2 separate regions of the Mus musculus genome follow, and region 1 is linked to region 2. The links are chromatin loops, found by intact Hi-C in ENCODE. Cell type or tissue: heart. All regions are shown on one strand. Region 1 holds the start of Rab43 (RAB43, member RAS oncogene family). Region 2 holds the start of Aplf (aprataxin and PNKP like factor).

Evidence for each region. A loop is a pair of places that touch in the nucleus more often than their neighbours do. Peaks named below come from ENCODE experiments on the same cell type or tissue, not always from the same donor. Only the 100,000 strongest peaks of a DNase experiment are listed, where the experiment ranks them.
Region 1: it touches region 2 in a loop (2.3-fold over the local background); 1 of 42 quality-filtered maps calls a loop at or near these places.

What each region holds. Positions count from the first base shown.
Region 1 is chr6:87,808,887-87,813,886 of GRCm38, forward strand. Rab43 (RAB43, member RAS oncogene family) reads right to left here and starts at 2,893. Exons shown (of 3, transcript NM_001039394.1): 1 at 2,461-2,893. The coding sequence starts at 2,658. In heart, a CTCF peak has its summit at 2,956; DNase peaks (open chromatin) are centred at 1,035, 1,585, 2,035 and 2,995; H3K4me3 peaks cover 2,653 bases; H3K27ac peaks cover 1,913 bases.
Region 2 is chr6:87,667,747-87,672,746 of GRCm38, forward strand. Aplf (aprataxin and PNKP like factor) reads right to left here and starts at 4,415. Exons shown (of 10, transcript NM_001372332.1): 1 at 4,114-4,415; 2 at 670-741. The coding sequence starts at 4,209. It also overlaps E230015B07Rik. In heart, a CTCF peak has its summit at 2,612 (motif pointing left); a DNase peak (open chromatin) is centred at 4,535; H3K4me3 peaks cover 1,823 bases; H3K27ac peaks cover 1,063 bases.

The DNA.
Region 1 (5,000 bases), 140 kb after region 2:
TCTCCAACAGGAAGAAACAAATAATCCAGGTCATTTCAAGTCCAGGTAAGTCCTATAAACACATAGACAATAGGGAAAAAAGACCTGGGAGGTCAGGGGAGGACTCTGGGAAAGCAGTATTCACGCTAGAACCCGAATAATAAAATAGCCACACAAGGATCTAAGGGACACAGGGATCTATGACAAGAGGAAATAGATGCAAAGGCCATCCAATCCTGGACTATTTAAAGAAGGGAGCTATACAGGTTAGAAAATAGGGCTGAGGAGGTATACAGGCCCATCTCTTCAAGTAGAATATAGCACAGTAGTTGTAATGGGAAGTAACTATAGAAAAAAAGAACTTGACTAAATTTGTTATTCTCAGCTTTCCACTATAGCAGAACTCTCTATACAAACAAGTAAGATTGAAACACAGAAGTGAGTAAGATAGTTTTTCCCTGACAACTGAAACCCAGAAGTACATAAGATAGTTCTGCTCTTGACAACTGGAACACAGAACCGAGTAATTATGATGGTTTTGCTCTGACCGATGGGGAAGCAGAGCCTCTACCTTCTTTGCCTTCCCAACTCCTGGGAACTTCCAACCTCAGCAGAGCTAGAACAGCAGCTGGCCTGTCTTTAAGGTTCCTCAGACCCTTCCAAAGCCCAGATCAGGTGGGAGACAGGGTTCCTTGTGGAGCTTATGCAAAGAGCCCGAAGTTCAACCCTCAACACCACAAAAAGAATAATTACCAGTAACAATGGCCTCCAGCCTGTAGAACACACCATTAAACAGCTGACTCACAACCGCTTATAGAAAGGACAAGCAACAGAGCTTTGAGGTATCACCACACAGATGCAGCTCTGCTGCTCCCAGGCCCTCGAGGCTGCCTCCTGGGAGGAAAAGCTGCAGTGACCATCAGGAAGGGAACTAACTAGCTGCACCATAGTGTATTGCATAACCTAAGCTCAAGTGCACAGTCCATCCAGGGCTGCACTAGGTGACAGGTTATCTTCACAGGTAAACAGGAATACTGCCCCGTCCCTGGCCAGTCAGCACAGGGATCCAGCACAGGGATGCTGGGCACAGGCCAACAGCTTTTCAAAGGGGACTCATCGTCTTTATGTTTCTGTTTTCATACTGCGCTTTGAATGCTGACTACTGGCATTATCGGAAGGCACCAACTTGACCACAGACATACTCCACCCATGGCAGCCCTTCCCTGGCCACCTGCTCCAAAGGAATGGTCCAGAACAGCTAAACCTGCCTGCCTGCTCTTGGCCCTTTTCCACCTCAAGGAAACCAAAATACACTGAAACCCAAAAGACACCCAAAAGACCGTTTAAAACGTTGCAAGCAAATCTCTAGAGGCACAGTGGTCATAAAAACAATGATTGTTGACTTGCTTTTTTTTTTTTTTTCTACACTATGGGACAGGAGAGAGGCAACACCCAGAAATTATCCCAACTTTATAGAAACAAAGAACAAAGTATTCCAGCCAAGGGCAACAGAGAACAGGCCTACAGCCACCCAAATGAGCAGCGAGCCACACCAGCAACAGGGTCAAAAGACTCCCATCCTCGGGCTTCACGTCTGAAAACACAAGACTGCCCCCACCCAGTTCTCTTTAAAGCTGTCTTGAAGATCCTTGTGAACCAGAAACCGTGAAAAACGGCAAAGGATTTCTGCAGGGTGGAAATCAGGAAAGTTACTAAGAGCCTCTGTGCACAAGAACAGCGCTGTGTCCTGTCCAGGATGCTACCTTTTTTTTTTTTTTAGGGAGGACAGACACCTAGGTTAAGAAACTTGATTTCATTCATCACAAATATTATTTATCAAATCATTGCCAGGACATTGTGACAACCACATCCTGCTGTTTCTGCTGGGGTCATTGCCAAAGTTTGCTTCTCTCCCCCACCTTCCGGTATCTGTGATGAAGTTTTCGGTTTCTATCAACCCTTAGTCGGGGAGGCCCCCCACCCCCACCCCAACTCCGCGCTGGCCCTGGTGGAGTGGAGTTCCACCACCGGGTCCATAAAAGAGACCGCGGGGAGGCGTGGCCAGGGAGGAAATTCTGACAAAAACTTTTGGACCTCCGGTCCTAGCAGCCACTACTTCCTGGTCCCTCCCGGTCACGGGGATGTCGTTATTTGGCTGAGTGCTCCCCAGAGGGCCGCGCAGGGAAGGGTCTGTCCCGGCATGCGTGGCGCTCACGGAACGGCCCGCAGGTTGCCTTCCACCGCAAGTTGTTTCGAAGGAGTCCCCAGGCTGAGAGACGGGGGGGCGGGAGTGGGGTGCAGGCTTCCTCCTCCACGCTCTGGCCGCCCACTGTCACCACTCCCAGAGCCCAAGGTGGTGCTTTCGGACCTGAACCCAGCACGGACATCAAGGCCCAAGCCCGTTCTGAAAGAAGGGGAAGCCGAAGGACTGGCCGCGAACCGCCCGCCGGGAGCAAAGCAGCGGGCCGCGCCGCCTCCCACCTTGACCCGCTTGCCCTGGATCTCCAGCGTCTTCATGGTGAAGTCGACACCGATGGTGCTGCCCTGACGCGCCGAGAAGGCGCCGGTCTTGAAGCGCTGCACCACGCACGTCTTGCCCACGCTCGCGTCGCCCACTAACACCAGCTTGAACAGGAAATCGTAGTGTTCGTCCTGATCTCCCGGGCCAGGGCCCGCCATGGCTCCGCGGGAGTCCTGGGACGCAAGGGCCCGGCTTGGGCTAAGGACAGCCGCGGGCCGAGGTCCGTGTGCCCTAGCCGGCCCGCCGCCGGGCTACGTGGAGCGGCGGCGGCACCTGAACGAGCTGCACGGCGGACCGATCGACCGTCCCGCTCCGCCCCGCCCCGCTCCGCTCCGGAGCCCCGAGGACTCGGCTCCGCCCGGGAGCGCACCGCCCGGCCCTCCGCAGCTCTCTGCCAGCCGTCGGTGCCGTGCCGGCCCACGGCTACCTCAGGCCCGCTCGTGCGCCGCCTTCAGGGCGGGGCGAGCCTCCCTGATCCCCAGCACCGCCCATCTCCCGCCACTCCGCCTCTGGGTCCCGCCCCCAGGACCGCCCAGTCTCCCCCTCCCATAACCAACACCTCCTAGCCTGTCAGTACAGTCCCGACCCCCCAGCACTCCCTCTAAGCTTCTCACCTCCCCGATCCTTCTCCGAGCACCGCCCGCACCCCACCACGGCCAAAGCCTCCGACCCTTCTCTCAACACCACCCCAATCCCGCCCTCAGCACCGTTCTTTCTCACTTCTCAGCACTTCACTAACCCGGACTTAAGCCCGGTGCGGATTCGCTGTCAACAACGCCTTGATCCTCTATTTGGTCCTGACCCCGCCCTTAACATCTCTTACCCCGCCCTAATCCTCCGGAGCCTCTTGGCTTGGACCTCGCCTTAGGCACTGCATCCAAGACGGAAATCCACCCGCACCTTTTCGTAGCCCTGGAGCTAACTCCTCCCTAACGCCTCTCAACTCAGCTCTCCGCGCCTCTTCAACTCCGCTTCGGTCCGCTGCGCCCCCATAGCAGGCTTTGGCCCCTATTAGGTCAACAACTCGTTATAATCGCCAGTTCATCATTCCCTAACCTCATGCCCTTCTCAGCCGGGCCCCACGTCCACCCCTCACTGACATGCCTCCGTCCCTCGCCTGGCCTGCACCCAGTGGGGAACAGGCAAGAGTCGTTTCGGGGCAGGGGACAGCTATGGCTGACAATGAAGGGCTGATGAGGCAGAACACAACTCAATGTTCCCTCTTCGGAGAATGGAAAGTTCTGGTGACACACAGTAAAGGCAGCTTCCCTTAGGTGAAAAAGGAAGACAGAGGAAATGAAAATCCTTGAGGGCAGAATGGCCTAGAGTTCCATTTGGAAGAATTGATAGAGCAGACAGGAGTCCAGTCAAACCTGGGGTGGCTGGGAACAGGAGTCCTGGTCCCAGCCAAACACCTCCTGCACAAGGGAAACCTGTGAGTCAGCCAGCTCAGAAGTTTGGCCTGAGAAACCTGAAGTCACAGAAATGGGACCCAGATGTCTGTAAACAGTTTGAACTAGATCAAATAGGCCCCATCCCTAAAAATGAGAGAAAGCTGAGAATACTCTAGCTTCTTTGGACAGCCCCCTTAGGCCCTGCATGGCTATTTGATTCGATAGTTTTTTAATAATGGCTGTTGCAAGCCAAACATTGTTCTAGGGCCTTGAGATCCATCCATGAACGAAAGGCAAAATCCAAGACAAAATCCAAAACTTCCCCAGTAAGGAAGGGAAGAGGAAACTTAAGGAAAGCAGAGAAAGCAAGCCCCCAGGCACCATCTCCACAGGCCCTGTGAGCAGCCTCACTGGCCAAGTAGATGAAAGGCAAAGGCTGAACCTTGGAGAAAACAGAAGAGTTTGTTCTGAAACAGTTGGAACTCCATGGCTGTGAGAAATGCCCAGCAGTTGCAGCCAGGACCCCCTAAAGTGCTGTGCAAAGGAATTCCAAGAGCCATGCTTTGCACACTCATGGTAGTGGAGAACTGCAGCCTCAAGAAACTGCCTCCATCCCAAGACGTGCACTGAACCATAGTGGTTTCCTTCCTGAAGTTGGCTGTGGGGTGGGAAATACCCCTCAGACAGGCCTAGCTCACACCAAGGGAAAGGGGAGTGCAAAGGCTGAGAGACTCGGGAAAGCAGAAGGGTAGTTAGTCATGGCTCGCTGGCCTCTGCTCTGCCCTGGGCTGGAATTGGTGCAGGAAAGAAGGTATTTTGGTCTAGATGTGGGTTCTGTCAGCAAAAGCCAATCCACCACTAAGACATTTTAAAAATTAGACTGTGTAACCAGGTGTAGTAGTGTGAACCTGTAATCCCAGCAATTGGGACACTGAGGCAGGAGGGTTGCCTTGAGTTCAAGGACAGCTTGGTCTATACAGTAGCAGGCTGGTCAGGGATGTACAGAAGACATTGTCTCAGAAAACGAAAAACATTGTACCCATGGTGAGGGCTGCATAACTCAGCAAATGTACTAAAGCCATTAAAATGAGAGCTGAGGAGATGGC
Region 2 (5,000 bases):
AGAAGAAAATGCTTCCAGTGAAAGCAACCTACAAAGCAATGAAACTGAATAAAATCTACAGTTTACAAACACTCAATTCTACAGAGAGCCGCAGAAATGTGTTGGTATAATCCTGTAACACTGAGTGAATCCATTCACTATCCCATCTGATGCATGAAACCAAGCACTGCCTAGTTAGACACTCCCTTGTTTGGGGGAGGGGCACACTGCACACACCCTCCCCTACACTCTTCCCTATTCTCTTGAGACAGGGACTCTCACTGAACCTAAGCTCACCATTGTTAGCTCGGCGGGCTGGCCAGCAAGCTGCAGATACACGGAGTGTCTCAGCTCCCCTCACCACTGTGGTTACAGACACACATGCCTTCTCACATGTGTGCCACGGATCAGAGCTCGCTTACGCAGGACGTATACTTACCCACATTACAGGTATCCTTATGGAAATTGTGAACAAAATTACAATTTACACAGAGGCAATCATCTTCCATAAATCTAACCATTCAGATTCAGCTCTGTCCTATGAGAAATAAGTTACTATTTAGGCGCTTAGCTTGCGGGTATCAGGAGAATGGGTTCTGACATAAATTCCCTATCTCCAAGCCTTAGGTTTCTCCAGTCAGTTGCTAGAAGGACAAGAGGCAAAGGGATAAAATAAGTCTATATACTCACTGGCTTGATTCGAAGCTGACTATCAACCACTTCAAGAATGGCATGTCTTCTGGATACTCTTTTGTCTGTTATCTACAAAGGAAAAAAATGTCAAGTATAGCCACCTCCTGAAAAATAAGCAAACCCTTAGCCACGCATATGAAATTAGTAGGCTAGACATTAAATGTATTATTAACTCAAAAACTGCATATCAAATAACTGCCCTCATTTAACAGATAACGAAATGATGAAGAAAGGAGACCTACCAAAGTCATGAAAGAGTAAATGAATACTATAAAAGCCTGCAGTCTATCCAGCCCCAAACCCTCCAGTTCCCATACATGAAACACACCTACACACCTACACAAGAGTCCTACTAATCAATCTACCAAACAAGAAAAGTATATCCAATATGTACTGGAAACAATATGTAATAGGAAACATTTCAAATATAAAAATTCAGCTTGTCTTAAATTAAGTGGTAACTCTGAAGGGTGTGACCATACCACACAGCGAGACGCAGATAAGCAAACTGCTTATGAGGACCACATGAGGCAGTTAAAAAAAATAAACGGGGGGGAGGGGAATAGCCCAAACCAAACTCTGACATTGAAGAAGAGATCAGCATCTATGTCTTCAATATAATCACTTCCTGTTTTGAGTTAATAATGGTCAACTTACACTCACAATCATTTACCCACATCAACACTCCAAACTGCTTATATTTTAAATGCTGAACACTACTGCCCTTCCTACCTCATAGTAAACATAATAGTTGAGATTAACTTGTTTAGCCCGGTCTGACACATAAGAGAAACCTCTAAAGCAACAACTCTACCTGCCTTACGATTGGCTCATTTACCATCGAGTACTCGAAACTAAGCATGACATACAGCAGAACCAACGTTCTCTCTCAAAACATACTATAGAAATGTCTAAAGTCAAGCCCAGTAAGGCTGCAAGAACATGGAGACTGCCACAAACAGGTACTTATTTTTCAAAATCCACACTTAATAATCTGAAACACACAGCTTCACCACAGTGTGAGGACCACAAAAAGTCATTCTTCACAAAAAAGAGTTAATTTGAAAAGTTAATTTCTAGAAAAAAAGTCTTCAAAACTTCATTTAAAATATAGCTACTTCAAAGAAGTAAATATCCTAACTTTTTAAAAAAAAAAAAAAAAAAGGGCTGGTGAGATGGCTCAATGGGTAAGAGCACCCGACTGCTCTTCCGAAGGTCCAGAGTTCAAATCCCAGCAACCACATGGTGGCTCACAACCATCTGTAACAAGATCTGACGCCCTCTTCTGGAGTGTCTGAAGACAGCTACAGTTGTACTTACATATAATAAATAAATAAAACTTTAAAAAAAAAAAAAAAAACAGCTGAGAGACTCCTTCATGTTCTGTGATGTGTGCCTGACTGGGCCACAGTCAGCAGCAGTTACTAAGAACTGCCTTTATCATGTGCATCACCACATGCTGAGCTACATACTGAGACTCGCCAAATGCTACTGTGGCTACTGTTCATTCTACATATATGGGTCCTGAAAGCCCAGCGGATGTAGGTAACTTGGGTGGTCCCTCTCAGAATACCCAGTGTTCAAGATCCTTGCTCTAACTAATAAGCACAGGTGGTTTATGTGAGAAAACAGTCACATGACTAGACCCATGTAATTCAGAAGCAATCAAAGACATGCAAATCATGGCAGCTCAGAGTAAGCCGGTCCTATTCACATTTTGAGCATCAAGGCCTCATTGGTACCTCACTAACCATCAGAGGAATGCCAGGATAAAGTCATGAGATAGCAAGATGGTTCCTCTAATGGTCCTTCTTAGGCTTCTTTCCTTTTATACACTAACTATAAGCAATAATAGATCTTTTATATCTATCTTTTAAGTGTGCCTAACACTAGGAGGAAAGGGGTATTATGAATAATACAAAAGCATAGTGCGACCTCTGGTGGACACATCGTTTATTTCATTACTAACATCGGGTCTTGACTACCACCACCCTACACTCCCCCCAAAAAACGTGGTTTTGTTAGGAACATACATGCTTGTAACCCCAGCTCTTGGAAGTGAGGCAGGAAAACTGCAAGTTCAAGGGGTGCTCAGGCTATGTTGTGAGACCCTCTCTTTAAAGGCAACTATATTTAAGATAACCTAAATTCTAACATATCAACACACCCTCCAAGAATCAACAGCTAGAGCAAAACATATCAAAATCTAAAGCACAACCCGGAAACGGAAACTACAAAACTACCATGCTCATAAAAACATAAACACCAATCCAACAATCTATGTTGGAGCACAAAACTCTTATGATAATGGGGAAAAACAAAGAGAAAAGAAACCAAGAAACAGGGCAGTAAGAACACAGAAAATACCACTCAGGTGGAAAATAATGGCAGAGATTTTTAAAAACAATTTTTTGTGAATTTTTAAAATTTTATTTTTTACTATATATGTATACCTGTATGTTAGGATATGCATGTGTGTACATTGCCCAGAGAGGCAGAATTACAAGCATTTGTGAATTGCCTGACATAAGTGCTGGGAAGCCAGTCCTCTGTAATAAATTCCAGGCTCTTAATGGCTAGCCCATCTCTCCCTTGTGATATTTCAACTCGACCGCCAGGTTCTCTAGAGTGGCCTTTGTAAATGATAGGTCTTGTGGCAATGCTAAATGGTTTAATACCACCAAATATAATTTCATAGTGCAAACTGCAAACGGTTTGGTTCCTACTCCTCCCAAAGAGGGTAAAGAATATATAGCATAGTGGCCATTTGTACATGTATCACCTTTAAATGACCAGTTTATACTCCAACTTTCTCATTTGAACAAGGCTAATAAAAAGCACCTAACTCAAAAAGTTTTGGAAGTAGTAAATTAAAGTCATCTCTTTAGAACAATGACTGGTTCACTACCCAGACAACTTAAAGACAGCTACTGATACTACCAAAAGGGATACTGCTATTATTGGTAAGGCCCACCAGCCCAGCAGAGAAGGCAAGGAGATAAAAGAAGTTAGCTTAAGGGAGGTGATTAACCTTCCCTGTTATGGCTCATACAGTACCGTAAATATTGTAAGCTTTGTAGGTCAACATGCAACACATTAACCTTTAGAGTACTATACGTCTTTAAATACTAGCAGCGGTTTTGTTTAGTTGGTCTGTTTACATTTTACATCTTACAACCCGAACTTAGCTCAACTTGGATTTGGCCCTCGTTTGCCAGCTGGATAGGCTAATGATGTTAACTCGGTCCATACTCGAACCATACAGGCACCAAAAAGAAATGTCTGGGACTTGACTAACGTTGTTTGAAAACCTACTGCCCCAAACCTATAAAATCTTGACAAGCAGAGCCAAGACGCGGAGTTCCCAAGCTCAGGAGACAAGAGACAGCCTCGGCTGAGCAAGCTCTGGCTGCCCACGCCCACACTACCTCCCACACTTACTCCCAGCAGCGGCCCGCGGCCTATCACAGTCTGCCCCGGCCCCACGGGCACGCGGGGACCGCCGTCCAGAGGCTGCAGAAAGAAGTCCGAAGGCATGGCGGTAAGAGAAGGTTCCTTCGCCAGGAGATACCTCGTAGCCACCTCCCTCAGGCACGCTGGGCATGGCCCGAAGGGGTGTGAAACCCGAGGCTCCTTTCCTGGTGAGTGTGCTTCTTCCCTTTCCGGAATCCCCACTCCTTGAGAGCCTGTGATTCGTGCAGGGAATACCTGTCAACAGACCGCCAAACTACAGCTTAAAAACTGGAACGCACACCCACAATCTTCCAGCACTTCCTCTCACAGGACTCATGGAACGCTGGGTCTTGTAGTTCCTGACACCTCCCTTCGGCTCCTTTCCGGAGTACAGACTGCATGGAAAAACTACCAATCCCAGAAGGCAATACGCGCATCTCTGCGCCTAGGTTGATTCGTGCTTGGGCAGGGGTGGGGCTAGAGTAGTGCTGACGTCAAGGCCTTAGGAGAGGGTTGGCCTGAGTTTTTAAATGAACCACAGTGCTGGCCCGTGGCCCTGTGACTTCAACAGGGGGATGTTCTTTTCCCAATGGAGTATGATGTGTGTATCTGCTTCTTCCCCTTCTCTTCCATAAGGAGACAGCTTCGGCTAGAATAAGGCCTCCGTGGCAGGACTGTCTTCCCTACTCCAAGAAGTATGTCTGGACTTAGATTTTTAGGGTTCAGCCTCAAGAGGGTCATTAACTTTCCTGTGCAGGCGCCCCATACTCATTTGGGGATGGATCTGCAGCCAGTGGAGCTTCTATTTTCAAAGGCCTGGCTCAGACACTTGGCCCACGGGGCCGGAGAATCTTCCTTCTCTATAAAAGAGGCAT